Regions from separate parts of the Homo sapiens genome. Here region 1 is linked to region 2. A link is an interaction called in ENCODE POLR2A ChIA-PET data of the cell type or tissue named here. Cell type or tissue: K562. All regions are shown on one strand.

Region 1 (8,000 bases), 430 kb before region 2:
TCTACAGGACAGAGCCTTTTTCAGTGGACAAGGAAGACCCAGGGCTCACAACATGCCCTGGACTTAGCTGAGATCCAAACACCACTCAGAAAACACAACTATGTGCATCATTCCTAAGGGGGCTCCCGTACTCCCCAGCTGCACTAGCTGTTTCTTTTTTCTTTCTTTCTTTTTTTTTTTTTTTTTTTTTTGAGATAGAGTTTCGCTCTTGTTGCCCAGGCTGGAGTGCGGTGGCACGATCTCAGCTCACTGCAAACTCCACCTCCGGGGTTCAAGTGATTCTCCTGCTTCAGCCTCCTGAGTAGCTTGGATTACAGGTGCCCACAACCATGCCTGGCTAATTTTTGTATTTTTAGTAGAGATGGGGTTTCCCATGTTGGCCAGGTGGGTCTCAAACTCCTGACCTCAGGTGATCCACCCACCTTGGCCTCCCAAAGTGCTGGGATTACAGGTAGGAGCCACCATGCCCAGCCTACACCAGCTGTTTCTGACTAACTTATTTATTTATTTGTTTATTTTCAGAGACAGGGTCTGGCTCTGCGGCCCAGGCTGGAGTGCAGTGGTGTGATGATGGCTCACTGCAGCCTCAAATTCCTGGGCTTAAATGATCCTCCTGCCTCAGCCTCCCAAGTAGTTGGGACTACGGGCACATGCTACCATGCCCAGCTAATTTTTAAAGTTTTTTTTTTTTGGTAGAGATAGGGGTCTCGCCATGTTGCCCAGGCTGGTCTCAAACTCCTGGGCTCAAGCAATCCTCCTGCCTCGGCCTCCCAAAGTGCCTGGGATTACAGGTGTCAGCTACCACACCCAGCCCTGTCAAACCTATTCTCTCCTGGGTTGTTTTAGGAATTTCACACTGTGACCCTGAACCAGCACTCTTCCCGTTTAAGGGCTATCGATAGATTGAGAAACGATAGAACAGTGAACGTAATTCTGTCTTCCCTGCTTGGCTGCCATCTTGGACACAGGAAAACTTTAAGAATAAAATTGCCCCAGTTATCCAGGAAGGACAGCAACAGGGAACTTAGTAACGAAACTTGACAAGTTAGGTCTGTTGCGGGAGGGCCAAGAGCTCCCAAAGCTGGCCTTGACCATCTTGGGTCCATGTGTCAATGAATGAACCTGACACATCAGGGTCCTACTGGTGAGGGTGTGGTCTCTGCCCAATGACAACACACACCCCAGACAGAGAGCGACCCCACCTGTCCCTGCAGTCCCTGGGGTATGACTTTCATTAAGGAACCCGAACCCTTCCCCGGCTCCCAGTCTTCACAGAACAGCTGGGACATCACACCCTCCAAAACCCTGCCTTATAAATCCCACTGGGACACGGGGATCTAGACACCGTCAAGTCCTCTTTCCTCAATGGTTTATCCAATTCTAACATGTCTAGGCTGGGCGCAGTGGGTCATGCCTATAATCCCAGCACTTTGGGAGGCCAAGGCAGGTGGATCACTTGAGACCAGGAATTTGAGACCAGCCTGGCCAACATGGTGAAACTTTGTCTCTACTAAAAATACAAAAATTAGGCCAGTGTGGTGGTGGGCGCCTCTAATTCCAGCCACTCGGGAGGCTCAGACACGAGAATTGCTTGAGTCCAAGAGGCAGAGGTTGCAGTGAGTTGAGACTGCGCCACTGCACTCCAGCCTGGGCGACAGAGAGAGAGAGAGAGACTCTGTCTCAAAAAGGAAGAAGAAAGGAAGGAAGGAAGGGAGGGAGGGAAGGAAGGAGTGAGGGAGGGAGGTAAAAACAACAACAATCATTTCTGACCTGAGAACCACGCACTGTTCTAAGCTCTCGTCATGCGTTATCTTAGTGACACCTCATGAACAGCTCTCTGAGGTCAAAATGATTATGCTCAGTTTCCAGCTAAAAAACTGGAAGCTCAGAGAGGTAGAGTAACTTGCCCAAGGTTCATCAGCAAAAACTGGGGCATCCACGATGAGAACCCAGGTCTAAAACTCGTTCCCTTCCTGCACTCGTAACTTGGTACATTTATTTAAAGTAGAAGCATTTCTTCCCCTTCAAGAAAAGGCTGTCATTCAGTCAATGATGCATCTTAAACAGGTGGCCTCTTAGAATCAGGGAATCAGAACAGAAAGGCCCCTGTTTGTGATTCGCGTTTGAGGTATTAGGATGCAGGAAAGCATCTTTACTTTCTGGCCAAGTAGCCACGACACATCGCCTGGAAGGCCATGATGACATCGGTGATCTTCAAATCTCGCTCCTCCTCTAGGTGGGCCAGGACGCCAGTTCGGAAGAAGATTTTGCTCTGCCCTATCCTGTATAAGTTGGGGTCAAGTTCCAGGGCTTTGATCTGCAAAAGGAAGGAAAGGAAGAGCTCCTGATTTCCACTGTGCCATTTGGCCAGTGATGACATGGGTAAGAACGGTCCCACCAAGAGCAGCAGGTGGCTTGCGGCCAGAGGTTGGGAGGTCTCTGGTGGACTTCTGGGCTCACCATGAGAATGCAGGCCTGCTTCCCGTCCATGAAGCCTTTGGGGATGGCATTCGCCGCCAGGATCTCGTAGCTTGAAACACAGAGCAGAAGTCACCCCGGGTACCTCCAGCATCCATTCCTCCACCCAGTCCCGCTCACCCCCTGCCCTACCTGGGCCAGACCTTGGGACTTACCGTTGGCGGAACTCCTGGAAGACGATCCGGTTGGGGAAGCCCTGCCGGCAGATGCGAATGCCTTCCAGCACCCCATTGCACCGCAGCTGCTCCAGCACCAGGAACGCATCCAGCTTGCCGGACTGCAAAGGTCAAAGAGGGCAGTGGATCCCTGGGGCCAGAAACCATGGCGCAGCAAAGCCCCAAACCTCCTACCTGGATGACCCACCTGGCCAGGCCATGAGGGTACCAACAGAAGCACCCAAGGAGGGCTTAGCTGAGGGCCGAGGGGCAAAGCAGTGCCCCCCTCTGGGTTTTCATCTCTTTGCTTCGGCAATGGCTGCCTCATGATCTCTCTGGTTCTTGGTGACACTAGCATCGCCTGGCTGGAACCTGGGGCTTCCTCCTCATCACCTCGTCTCCCTCACTTCCTGTCCATCAGCAGTTTGATTGCTTCTAGCTCCCAAATATCTCCCAACCCCCCCACTTCTCTTCACCACCATTGTCTCCACTATCTTCTCCTGCCTGGACAACCACAGAAACCACCCACCTGGTCTCTCTCTCTGGTCTTGCCTCTCCCCTCAATCCCTTTGTCCTTTTTATTTTTTGAGATAGGGTCCCATTCTGTCAGCCAGGCTGGAGTCCAGTGGTGCGATCATGGCTCACTGCAGCCTCAAACTCCTGGGCTCAAGTGATCCTCCCAAATCAGCCTCCCAAGTATTTGGGACCACAGGTATGTGCTACCATGCCTGGAAAATTTTTAAAAATGTTTTTGTAGATATAGGGTCTTGCTATGTTGCCCAGGCTAGCCTTGAACACCTGGTCTCAAGTGATCCTCCCACCTCAACCTCCCAAAGTGTTGGGATTATAGGCATGAGCTAGCATATGCCCAGCCCCCTCATTCACTTCCTAAAATGTAAATCTGACCATGATATAGCCCTGCTTTAACACCCCCAATGGCATGCCTAGAGAGAGAAGGCCAAGCTCCAGAAAGAACACAAGGAGCACCACGATCTAGCCCCTGCCTACCCATTCAGCCTCAATCCTACCTCACACCATCTGATTCCTACCTCATGCCATCACACATTTGCAACATGAAATGACCTATTTAGCATTTTCTTTCCTTTTTTTTTTTTTTTTTTAAGATGGAGTCTCGCTCTGCTGCCCAGGCTGGAATGCTGTGGTGCAATCTCAGCTCACTGCAACCTCCGCCTCCTGGGTTCAACAGATTTTTGTTTCTCAGCCTCCTGAGTAGCTGGGATTACAGGCGTGAGCAACACGCCTGGACACTATCTAGCATTTTCTTACCTAGTTCCTTCACTTCTCACCTCCACACTCTTGCTTAGCCTGGGCCCTCTGCTTATCCTAGGCCCCCTGCTTATCCTAGGCCCCACCCTGCCTTCCATGTCACCAAGTTGATGGCCACACATTCTTAACGTTCAAGTTCACCAGAAGCTTTCTCTGAGTCCTGAGGCTGTGGGAGGAGCCCTGGCTCTTTGGTGTTCTCCTAACTGACCACATTCCATCACCATCATCAGCTGTATGTTTACCTCTCCCCGTGTCTCCCATAACCTCAGCACTACTGGCATCTTGTAGGGATTCTGTGCTGGGGGTTGAGGGACCATCCTGTGCATTGTACAATGCTTAGGGCATCCCTGGCCCCTACCCACTAGATGCTGACTAACAGCCCCCTCCTGGTTGTGACAACCAAAAATGTCTGTAGCATGTCCATATAGAGGACACAATCGCCCCAAGCTGAAGATGCCTGCACCAGATTATGAGAAACCCACAGGGAAGGGCTACAATTTTTCTAACACTGCTCCCCAGCACCCAGGACAGGGCAGAGCCCAGTGAATACTTCCTGGGATAATGAATGAATGAGTGGCTGGATGACCTGCACAGCAACTCCACAACTGAAAAGTCTCTGGATGCATCCTCCCTTCCTCCTTTTCCTCCAGGGATGGGGAATGGGTCTGAGATTCAGATAGCCTTCCCCACATGGAAAATGGGGTCCTCGGGGTAGGTGGGGGCAGAGGGCGCCCTGGGGACGCTGTGACCGCTTGGGACAGCCCTGGCTTCTGGGAGCCCCAGGGTCTGGGCGGCGGGCCTCACCCTCTTCTCGTGGTTGGGGATGATGCAGCGCACGAAGTTGGGCGTGGTGTTGCGTAGCGTGGTCATCAGCTTGCCCAGCTGCTCCTTGTACAGCTGCCCCACTGTGCGGAACATGCCCTTCTTGGTCTTGGAGGCGCTGGGCAGCGAGCTCTCCGTCATCTTGGCCATCTGGTCCAGGCCCACGATGCGGTCCACTATGGGGCACAGCCAGGGTGGCATCAGCCTCTGGCCCACCCACCCCTAAATAGGCCAGAGGCTCAGCCCCAGCCCCACCCACCAACCTGCCCACTCCAATCTTTCCTTCCATCACCAACGCCTCCTTCGGCAGTCAGGGTTTCCAAGTATTGTCTATTGGGGAAATCCTGAGAGCACCTGAGTGGCAGAAAGAACAAATTCCCTGTGATGGAGTCACGCTGACCTAGGAGTCAAGCCTGCTCTCGCTGTCCACTCACTGACTAGCCTTGGCTTGGCACTATCCTGTGCCTCAGTCTCCCTTTCTACAAAAGGGAGGTAATAATACCGTCTACCTTCTAGGGCAGGGGTAAAAAAAAATAAGGCACAGAAGGCACTTATTCCCTGCCAGCCTCCAATCTTTCATCCACCAACAAATAGTTATTGAGGACCTTCTGTGCTCCAGGCCCTGGGGACACTGCTGTGAACAAAAAAAGACCCGGCCCCCTCACCCCGCTTATATCACAGGGAAGGAGACAGACAGAGATCACAGATGTTAAGTATGGAATATCTTGAGTAGTGAGGTGTGCGTAGAAAAATAAAAATAGGGTAAAGCGGAGAGAGAGTGAAGAGGGTGCTCTCTTAGACAAGGAGGTGGTGGGCTCTGCTAAGTTGATATTTGAGCAGAAACCAGCAAGAAATGAGTGGGTAACCATGTAGGTATCCACGGAAGAAATATTCTGAGGCAGAAGATACAGCACACACTCCGAGATAGCCTGGCACATCAGTAAGTGCTCAACAAAAAGTAGGTATTATTATTATTATTATTATTATTATTATTATTATTATTATCATTATTTTATTTTATTGAGACGGAGTTTCACTCTTGTTGGCCAGGCTGGAGTGCAATGGCGTGATCTCGGCTCACCACAACGTCCGCCTCCCGGGTTCCAGCAATTCTCCCGCCTCAGCCTCCCAGTAGCTGGGATTACAGGCATGCGCCACCACGCCCGGCTCATTTTTTTTATATTTTTAGTAGAGACAGAGTTTCTCCATGTTGGTCAGGCTGGTCTCGAACTCCTGACCTCAGGTGATTCCCCTGCCTTGGCCTCCCAATGTGCTGGGATTACAGGCGTGAGCTACCGCGCCCGGCCATCATCATCATCATCATCATCATCATCATCATCACCTCCAAGGTTCTTTTTCTACCAGCCCAGCAGGTCCTGCACATGCCAAGCCCAACCCACAGGCCATGGATGGCACCATTTCTTCACCTTCTACTCAGATTCTGTGTAACAATCTTTTTTTTTTTTTTTTTTTTTTGAGACAAGCTCTCACTCTGTCGCCCAGCTGGAGAGCAGTGGCACGATCTTGGCTCACTGCAACCTTCACCACCCAGGTTCAGGTGATTCTCCTGCCTTAGCCTCCTGAGTAGCTGGGATTACAGGCACCCACCAGCACACCCGGCTAATTTTGTTTTTATTTTTTATTTTTAGTTTTATTTTTTCAAGACAGAGTCTTGCTCTTTTGCCCAGGCTGGAGTCCAATGGCACAATCTCAGCTCACTGCAACCTGCGCCTCCCAGGTTCAAGCAGTTCTCCTGCCTCAGCCTCCCGAGTAGCTGGGATTACCACCACCACGCCCAGTTAGTTTTTGTATTTTTAGTAGAGATGGGGTTTCGCCACGTTGGCCAGACTGGTCTCGAACTCTTGACCTCAACTGATCCTCCTGCCTCAGCCTCCCAAAGTGCTGAGATTACAGGTGTGAGCCACCATGCGCAGCCTCATGCTTGTCTCTCTGCTTGTCTTTGAGAGTCTCATCTCTCCCACAAGACTGTGGGTCCCGCAGAGGAGGGACTACAGGCTTCATCATGTGTCCTGGGATGACACAGACCCAGGGTGCGATGTTGTTCCCTAGGCCCAGAGCCTGGCATATGGTTAGGGCACAGCTGGCCCCTCCTGGAGCCCTTTTTTTAGCATGCTTAAAACAAGGGGAGACCAGTCCTGTAAGCCCCAGGCCCATGGGCCCTGTGCCAAGAATAAAACCTGCTGTGGACACTGATGGCCAGGGACAAACAGCAAACCCCCTCCCCTCATCATCACTCCAGCAGCTCTTCACAGGGATCATCTATTCACTGGTTCTCAAAGGGAGCCGGAGTGTGGTCCCTAGACCAGCAGCATCACCTGGGATGAATGTTTTCAGGCCCGCCCCATCCCTGGCCCCAGACCTGCAGAATTAGATCTTAGGGTAGGCCCAGCCATCTGGGTTTTAAAAAGCCCTCCAAAGAGGGCCAGGTGCAGTGGCTCACACCTGTAATCCCAGCACTTTTTGAGGCTGAGGTGGGCGGATCACCTGAGGTCAGGAGTTTGAGACCAGCCTGGCCAACATGGGGGAACCCCGTCTCTACTAAAAATACAAAAATTAGCCAGGTATGGTGGTGTGTGCCTGTAATGCTAGCTACTTGGGAGGCTGAGGCAGGAAAATCACTGGAACCCAGAAGGTGGAGGCTGCAGTGAGCCAAGATTGCACCACCGCCCTCCAGCCTGGGTGACAAAGCAAGACTCTGTCCCTAAATAAATAAACAAAGCCTTCCAGGGGGTCATGATGCCTGCTTGAGTTTGAGCATCACTGGTCTAATTTAACCCTCATAATACCTCTAGTAGAGACGGCAACTATTATTGCATCTCCTGTTTTACTAATGAGGACAATGAAGCTTAATGACATCAAGTGACTCATCCAAGACCACAGAGCTAGGAGGTGGCAGAGACAAGATACAGTGAAGTCCTTCTGACTCTGGACAGGGCAGTCTAACTCCCCGTGCCTGGCATGCTGTTTCTCCTCTATTGCCTGAGCCCTGACCTCAGGACCTCAATCCCCTCGGGACATGTAGGATTGAGGGGCTCAGGGACCCCCACTCAGGAAGAAATTGTTTCAACGAGACATCACCAGCCCATGCCAATGCTCTTCCTTCCCCTGCCCCCATGTAAAGGCCTCCCCTCCTGGGGCAGGTGTGAGAGTCGGGGGACTTGGGTGTTCAATTCTCCAGCTCAAAGCAGAACATGGACCCGAGCAGAGAAGGCCTTACCGTCCTTCCACAGGTCGGCC
Region 2 (8,000 bases):
CTCAGTGGTCTCTATTTCATCATTCTTTCTTTTAAGAGGCAGGGTCTCACTCTGTCACCCAGGCTGGATTGCAGTGACATGATCATAGCTCACTGCAGCCTCGAACTCCTGGCCTCAAGCAATCCTCCTGCCTCAGCCTCTGAAAGTGTTGGGATTACAGGCATGAGCCACTGCGCCTGATCATTCTTATTTTCTTTATAGCACTTATTGTTATTGGACATAGCTTACTTATTAGCATAATTATTTACTCTCCGTCTATCCTCACTAGTGTCTAATCTCTACCAGACTTAGCCTGGCACATAGTGGGTATTGTGTACATGTTTGCTGGATGGATGAGAGGGTAGGTGGGTGAATAAATGAGCGGGTGGGTAGGTAGGTAGGTGTGTGAATGAGTGGATGAATGGATGGAAAGATCAATGAATGGATGAACAGCTGAACAGACAGATGCATAGGTGAGGGAATGGTTGGATGTATTGTTAGGTGGGATAGATGGATGGGTAAGCGAATGGGATGGATAAATGAGTAGGTGGGTGAGTGGATGGGTTGGACAGATAAATGAGTGGGTGGGATAGATGGATAAATGAGTGGATGGGATGGACAGATAAATGAGTGGGTGGGATGGATGGATAAATGAGTGGGTGGGATGGATAAATGAGTTGGTGGGAGGGATGGATAAATGAGTAGGTGGGATGGATGGATAAATGAATGGGTGGGTGGGTGGGTGGATAAATGGGTGGGTGGGATGGATAAATGAGTGGTTGGGTGGGTGGGATGGATAAATAAGTGGATGGGATGGATAAATGGGAGGGTGGGATGGATAAATGAGTAGGTGGGATGCATAAATGAGTGGGATGGATAAATGAGTGGGTGGGATGGATAAATGAGTGGGTGGGATGGCTAAATGAGTGGGTGGGATGGATAAATGAATGGATGGGATGCATAAATGAGTGAGTGGGATGGATAAATGGGTGGGTGGGATGGATAAATGAGTGGGTGGGATGCATAAATGAGTGAGTGGGATGGATAAATGGGTGGGTGGGATGGATAAATGGGTGGGTGGGATGGATAAATGAGTGGGTGGGATGCATAAATGAGTGAGTGGGATGGATAAATGGGTATGAGTGGGTGGGATGGCTAAATGGGTGGGTGGGATGGCTAAATGAGTGGGTGGGATGGCTAAATGAGTGGGTGGGATGGCTAAATGAGTGGGTGGGATGGCTAAATGAGTGGGTGGGATGGATAAATGAGGGGGTGGGATGGATGGATAAATGAGTGGGTGGGATGGATAAATGGGTGGGTGGGATGGATAAATCAGTGGGTAGGTGAATGGATGGGATGGATAAATGAGTGGGTGGGATGGATAGGTGGGTGGGTGGATGAGCATCTAGGTGGATGATGGAATGGGTAAGTAGGTGGGTGGAGATACATAGCAGTATAGAAGATGAGAAACAGTGTAAGCTTCAGACTCAGATTGGCCTAGATTTGAGTCCCAGGTTGTGTCCCAGGCTAGATATGAAAACACAAACAAGTCTCTTAACTGTTTAAGACTTCAGTTTCTTGGCTGGGCACAGTGGCTCACACCTGTAACCCCAGCACTTTGGGAGGCAGAGGCCAGAGGATCACTTGAGCCCAGGAGTTCCAGACCAACCTGGGCAACATGGCAAAACCCATCTCTACTGAAAATACAAACATTAGCTGGGCATGGTGGCACACGCCTGTAGTCCCAGCTACTTGAGAGACTGAGGTAGGAGGATTGCTTTAGCCCAGGAGGTCGAGGCTGCAGTGAGCTATGATTACATCACTGCGGTCCAGCCTGGGTGAGTGAGCGAGCCACTTTCTCAAAATCAAAATAAAATAAATTTTAAAAGAATTCAGTTTCTTTATGTCTGAAATAGACCTATCATATCTATTTTTTAGGGTGGTTGTGAGGATTAAGAAAATGAACATCTAGAATGCTACTGGCACATAGTAGGTGCTCAAGAAAGGTGAGTATCACTGCCAAGTGCTACATTTGGTGGGAAGACTTGGGCCCCTGGAGGTGGCAGCAGTGGGTGGGGAGGGGTGGGTGAAGCTGGTGGTTACCCTGCCGTATTGGATGCTGTCCTTTCCTGCTGGCCATCCTGCCCTGTCAGGGTCATCCAGAGGAACCTCTGTCTGGGCTTCTGAAGTGGTACGGTCCTTCTCAGGGACTGACTTGATGGACCTGTCATTTAGAGGAAATGAAGACAAAGTCAGTATCTCTCCCAATGGTGGGGTGTATGTGCCTAACCCTCAGGCCCACTGACAGCCACTGAGCTCTGGGTACACTCTGTACTCTTTCATTCATTCATTTATCTAACAGAATACTGACCAGATATCACACTTCCCTTCTTCCCATATGGTACCCAGCTAAATGCCATCTATTACCCCAGGGTCAAGCAAGCCCATTCTTCTGATGCCAATTCACAGGATGAACTTAACTTGCCCACCATTGGAACTCTGTTCTCAGAATTTTCTTTTTTTTTTTTTTTTGAGATGGGGTCTTGCTGCATTGCCCAGGTTGGTCTCAAACTCCTGAGCTCAAGCAATCCACCTGCCTCAGCCTCCCAAAGTGCTGGGATTACAGGCATGAGCCACCATGCCCAGCCTGTTCTCAGAATTTTTATTTTGGCTTAAGCTTTCGTGCAATTGTTTTGTTCCTACTGTATACCATCAGATTTGTCAGTCCAACTGGCAGAATATAAATTATGCACAATTCAGATGCTAAAGACTCTTTGAATGTTTTATCTGTGGATGAGTGGGCTGACTTAACCTCTGTGCCTCAGTTTCCTCAGCTGTAAAAATAGGAATATTATCTATCTATCCATCCATCCATTTATCCATTCATCTACATACCTGTATATCTACATATACATGTCTACCTACCTTCTATTAAATTGAGGTTAGCCCAAAGCTGCCTCCTTACATATTTTAAGTTTGGCCTAAAGGTTTTCCCCGTACATAGTGAACTGTAACCTAATTGGACTCAAACAGACTGCAACCTACTCCTGTGTCAATCACTGAGTTTCAGCCAATCAAAGGCAACCAACCGTTCAAACCATGTTCCAATAAAGCAAACGCTGAGCTGTAACCAATCCGGCTGTTTCTGTACCTCACTTCTGTTTTCTGTCCTTCACCTTCCTTTTTCTGTCTATTAATCTTTGACCCCGTGGCTGTACCAGAGCCTCTCTGGACGTATTCTGGTTCAGGGACTGCCCGATGTGCGGATCATTCTTTGCTTAGTTAACCTCTGTTAGCCAGGTGCAGTGGCTCACGCGTGTAATCCCAGCACTTTGGGAGGCTGAGGCAGGTGGAACACCTGAAGTCAGGAGTTTGAGACCATCCTGGACAACATGGCAAAACCCTGTCTCTACTAAAAATACAAAAATTAGCCGGGCCTGGTCACATGTGCCTGTAGTCCCAGCTACTCAAGAGACTGAGGCATGAGAATCGCTTGAACCTGGGAGACGGGGATTGCAGTGAGCCGAGATTGTGCCATTGCACTCCAGCCTGGGCGACAGAGCAAGATTCTGTCTCAAAACCCCCCCCCGCAAAAAACAAAAAACCTCAGACACATTAAATTTGCTAGAGGTTAATTTGGCACAATCTCGGCTCACTGCAACCTCCGCCTCCGAGGTTCAAGTGATTCTCGTGCCTCAGCCTCCCGAGTAGCTGGGACTACAGGCACATGCCACCACGCCGGCTTTTTTTTTTTAATTTACTTATTTTTTATTTTTAGTAGAGACGGGTTCACCATGTTGGCCAGGCTGGTCTCGAACTCCTGACCTCTAGCTAGTGATCCACCCGCTTCAGTTTCCCAAAGTGCTGGGATTACAGGTGTGAGCCACCATGCCCAGCCTTAATGTGTCTACTGGTTTTCTTTTAACATGACTACCTATCCATCTGATCTTACTTCAGATTCTTGTGCGCTGTGAAGGTGGTGGGATTTCTCAGTGTGTGTGTGATTGAGAAGTGCCCTCAGGGTGGCTAGCTGGGATGGGGGTCAGCCCCAATGGTCCCTGGGGACTGAGGCCCCTCAAGATCGCTGCCGCCCACCACCCCTGTATAGCAGGCACTTAAGCTCAGGCCATCTGGTATCAGTGGCCTGTTGTTCTGCTTCCCAAGACCCCTCTCATTAAGAGGGGAGAGTATCAGGCAGCAGGTCCTTCTGCTGCCGACAGCTCCACAGTGAGCCCAGCTGTGTCCTGGCTGGAGGGAGCTGAGAAAAGAGGGGACCGGAGGCCTCCTCCTGGCCCCTTGCCCACGTGTTCTGGCCAGCGTCAAGTGATGCTGTGCATACAGACCCAAGCCCTGTGCATAGCCAGCCTGTCAAAGCATAAGTGGCCAGGCCTGGCATGGTGGTTTACAGCTATGGGGAGGAACCAGTCCTGCCCTACTGCAGCATTCAGACAACTCCAGCAAGCTGGCCTCGGCCCACTTGAAGACATCCATCAATTGGAAGGCATATTGTTCATTCCATGAACTGGCCTTATAGGGGCCTAATCATCTTGGCTAACTGGACCAATTTTGGTAAATTATCCCTCAGCAGGGCACCATGGGGGGGACTTCAGCAGGTTCTCTATCCATAATGGTTTTGGTTGCCCGCCTAACTGCCCGAGATGCGGGTGGTCCCTTCAGCTACTTCAGCTTCAGCCTGTGCCCTTCTGAGTGTGGCACCATGGTGGACTCACCTCTCGCGTCTAAGCTCGGGCCTCCTGCCTGCAGAGGTGCCTCTGGGGTCCTTGGTGCTGGTCCCAGGTTCTGTTTCTGCAAGGTCAAGAGAGTCCTGTCACGCAACACGGCCCAGATACCCACTTTGACACCCACTGACTATGTGGCCTTAACCGCTCTGACCATCCATTTCCCCTGATCTGGCTCCTGCCACGTCTCCAGCAACCTCTCTCAACACCCCACTCTGAGTTCTTCCAGGAACATCCTTCAGGCATTCACTCACTCATTCATTTCTTCAATCAGTGATAACTGAGCACCTACTATGAACTTGAGGTTGGAAAAACAGCATTTAACACTGTACAAAGTCAAGTTACCTCTGTTTCCCCCAACAGCCTTGCTCAAGCAGTTCCTTGTGTCTGGAATGCTTTTTTCTGGCTAACTCTCACCTACCCTCAGGTACCATCTCCCCTAGGAAGGACACCTCCCCACCACTATCCCCCAGGTGTGGCCAGTAACTGAAAGCAAATCTGTAGTAGTTTAACCACAGACCTGTAAGCAACAAGTAACTGCTACTGTAAGCTGCTAGGATTTGGGGGGCTATTTGTTACACAGCATCATCACAGCAAAAGCTGACCAACACAAACAGGCAAGTTCTATCTTCAAGCTTCAGGACTGTGACATTGTGAATCAACACTTAAGGTTTTAACCAGGTTGGGCCAGTGCTAAGCAGATGTTCTCAGAAGAAGCAAAGCCTGAGATTGAGGGAGACCTGGATGTGAATCCTTGCTTTGTCATGAAGGGATAGTGTAGAGGGTAGCAATTAAAAAACACATTCTCTGGAATCAAGTTGCTTGGGTTCAAATCCCAGTGCTGCCACTTACAAGCCATGTAACCTGGGACTAGTTCCTTAACTTCTGGGCCTCAGTTTCCTCATCTGTGAAATGGAAATGATTCTAGTACCAGCCTCACAGGGGCATTATGTTGATTAAATGAGCTAACCTCTGTGATGTGCTGTTAGTTGCTACTTTTCAGTCATTGTGAGTGAGCTTGGCTTGGCAACTTTACTTCCAGAACCTTGCCATGTATCCAGCACACTGTTTTTCTGGATTATTAGAAACCCTAGCTAGCATGGTGTAGCTTGCTAGGCATCAAAGTCCTTCTTGGGCTGTCTCCATAGCAACTGCAAGCATAGACTCTGGAGCTGGACATACTCAAGTTCTAATCTTGTGACCTTGGGCAAGTGATTTAACTCTCTTTGCCTCAGTTTGCTCATCTGTAAAATGACAGCAATAACTTCACATGCCTCTGGGGCATGTGTGAGAATCAAATGAAATAGTGTATTTTTTACAGAAGCACTTAGCACAACCCCTGGCTCATGGATGATGTTATCGGCTATTCTTGGAGAAAGGTGACCTATTAAGAGAGCTGTCTGCTTCCAGGCCTAGGCCTGCAGACAGGGTGTGGCCAGAGCACTCCATTCATGCCAGTAGGACCCTTCGAGCCTTTTCCCCCAAGGGTGGCAGGAGCCAGGCCTGGAGAATCAGCAAAGCCCACCTAGTACCTCCTTCTCCTCTATCTCCTGGCTGTCTGGCTTGATCCAGAAGACACATGAGGGCCCCCTTCCTCTGCAGAAGCTCCTGGTAGGAACCCATCTCTGCGATGGCCCCATTTGCCAGCACTATGATCCAATCAGCCTGGGGCAGGATGTGGAGTGCGTGCGTCACGAGAATCCGTGTCTGGGCAGGGAAGGGGTAGAAGTTACACACATGTGGCCGGGTGCAGTGGCTCATGCCTGTAATCCCAACACTTTGGGAAGCCAAAGCATGTGGATCACTTGAGGCCAGAAGTTCGAGACCAGCCTGGCTGACACGGCTAAGCCCCATCTCTACTAAAAATACAAAAATTAGCTAGGTGAGGTGGCGCACACCTGTAGTCTCAGCTACTTTGGAGGCTAAGGCAAGAGAATCACTTAAACCTGGGAGGTGGAGCTTGCAGTGAGGCGAGATTGGACCACAGCACTCCATCCTGGGTGACAGAGCAAGACTCTGTCAAGAAAGGAAAGAAAGAAAGAGAAGAAAAGAAAGAAGAAAAGAAAAGAAACAAAGGAAGGAAGGAAAGAGAGAGAGAGAGAAAGAAAGAAAAAAAAAATGTACGGCCGAGCGCAGTGGCTCATGCCTGTAATCCCAGCACTTTGGGAGGCCGAGGCAGATGGATCACCTGAGGTCAGGAGTTCGAGACCAGCCTGGCCAACATGGTGAAACCCTTTCTCTACTAAAAATACAAAAAATTAGCTGGGCGTGGTGGCGGGCACCTGTAGTCCCAGCTACTCGGGAGGCTGAGGCAGGAGAATGGCGTGAACCCGGGAGCCGGAGCTTCCAGTGAGCGGAGATCGCACCACTGCCCTCCAGACTGAAAGACAGAGCGAGACTCCATCTCAAAAAAAAAAGAAAAAGAAAAAAGTTACACACATGTGCTTGGCCAGCCTCCTGAGCTGGGGGTTGGGGTGGGGGTATTGTCCCTGGACTCAGAGTGGGGACAGCTCCCCTTCTTGTGCTCCTGCCGCCTTTCTTGTAAACAGCATATCCAAATAGAGAAACAGAGGGGACTCCCTTAGCCTGTGTCTCAAAACAAGAAGACAAGGAGTACATCTGACCCTGGCCAATCATCCAAGGCAAAGCTGTAGTAGTTAAATCACAGATCCATAAGGAAGAAACACCTGCTGTTGTAAGCTGCTGGGATCTGGGGGTTGTTTGTTACATAGCATTGTCACAGCAAAAGCTGACCAATACAAAGAGGAAATTGGACTCAAGTGGAAGGGGGAGGTGAGATAAACTTGGGTTAGGACTGGATGCTAAGTGCTTCCTCTGCCTTTGCCCTGTACTGTCTGACACATGTTCCCAAACTTACTGTTCCCTGGAGTAGTCCACCAGGCCCAATGACCTGGTTGAAGACATGCTGGCCAACGTGGGCATCCAGGGCCGCCAGGGGGTCATCCAGCAGGTACACAGCTGCCTTTCTGTATACAGCCCGGGCCAGGCTCAGCCGCTGCTTCTGGCCTCCGGAGAGATTCATGCCCTGTGGCCACAAAAGGAACAGTGGCCTGAGTCAGCATCTACAGGGTGAAACTGGGGTGCCCAGGCTGTGGCAGGTCAGGGCACACCTGCCCATCAGGGTGAGGTACAGCTCAACATGCCTATTCCCTGGGGACAGGCCCAGCTTCCAAGGCACTCGCTCTCAAGCCAACAATGCCTCCATCCTTACCCGACCTCACTTCTCCACTTCCCAAGCACGCTTCCTGGAGGAGTTACCTA

What was found. Peaks named below come from ENCODE experiments on the same cell type or tissue, not always from the same donor. Only the 100,000 strongest peaks of a DNase experiment are listed, where the experiment ranks them.
Region 1: POLR2A ChIA-PET joins it to region 2 with 7 read pairs; 5 of 35 experiments call an interaction of 5 or more read pairs at or near these places.

The regions. Positions count from the first base shown.
Region 1 is chr16:15,745,414-15,753,413 of GRCh38, forward strand. MYH11 (myosin heavy chain 11) reads right to left here. Exons shown (of 41, transcript NM_002474.3): 15 at 7,981-8,000; 16 at 4,725-4,918; 17 at 2,634-2,755; 18 at 2,461-2,530; 19 at 2,157-2,317. Among named protein-coding and RNA genes, the nearest start is that of NDE1, 99 kb to the left of the region's middle. In K562, no CTCF peak of the experiment used is centred here; no DNase peak of the experiment used is centred here; H3K27me3 peaks cover 4,175 bases.
Region 2 is chr16:16,171,202-16,179,201 of GRCh38, forward strand. It overlaps ABCC6 (ATP binding cassette subfamily C member 6), which reads right to left. Exons shown (of 31, transcript NM_001171.6): 18 at 7,597-7,764; 19 at 6,251-6,425; 20 at 4,710-4,785; 21 at 2,083-2,203. Among named protein-coding and RNA genes, the nearest start is that of ABCC6, 48 kb to the right of the region's middle. In K562, no CTCF peak of the experiment used is centred here; a DNase peak (open chromatin) is centred at 3,042.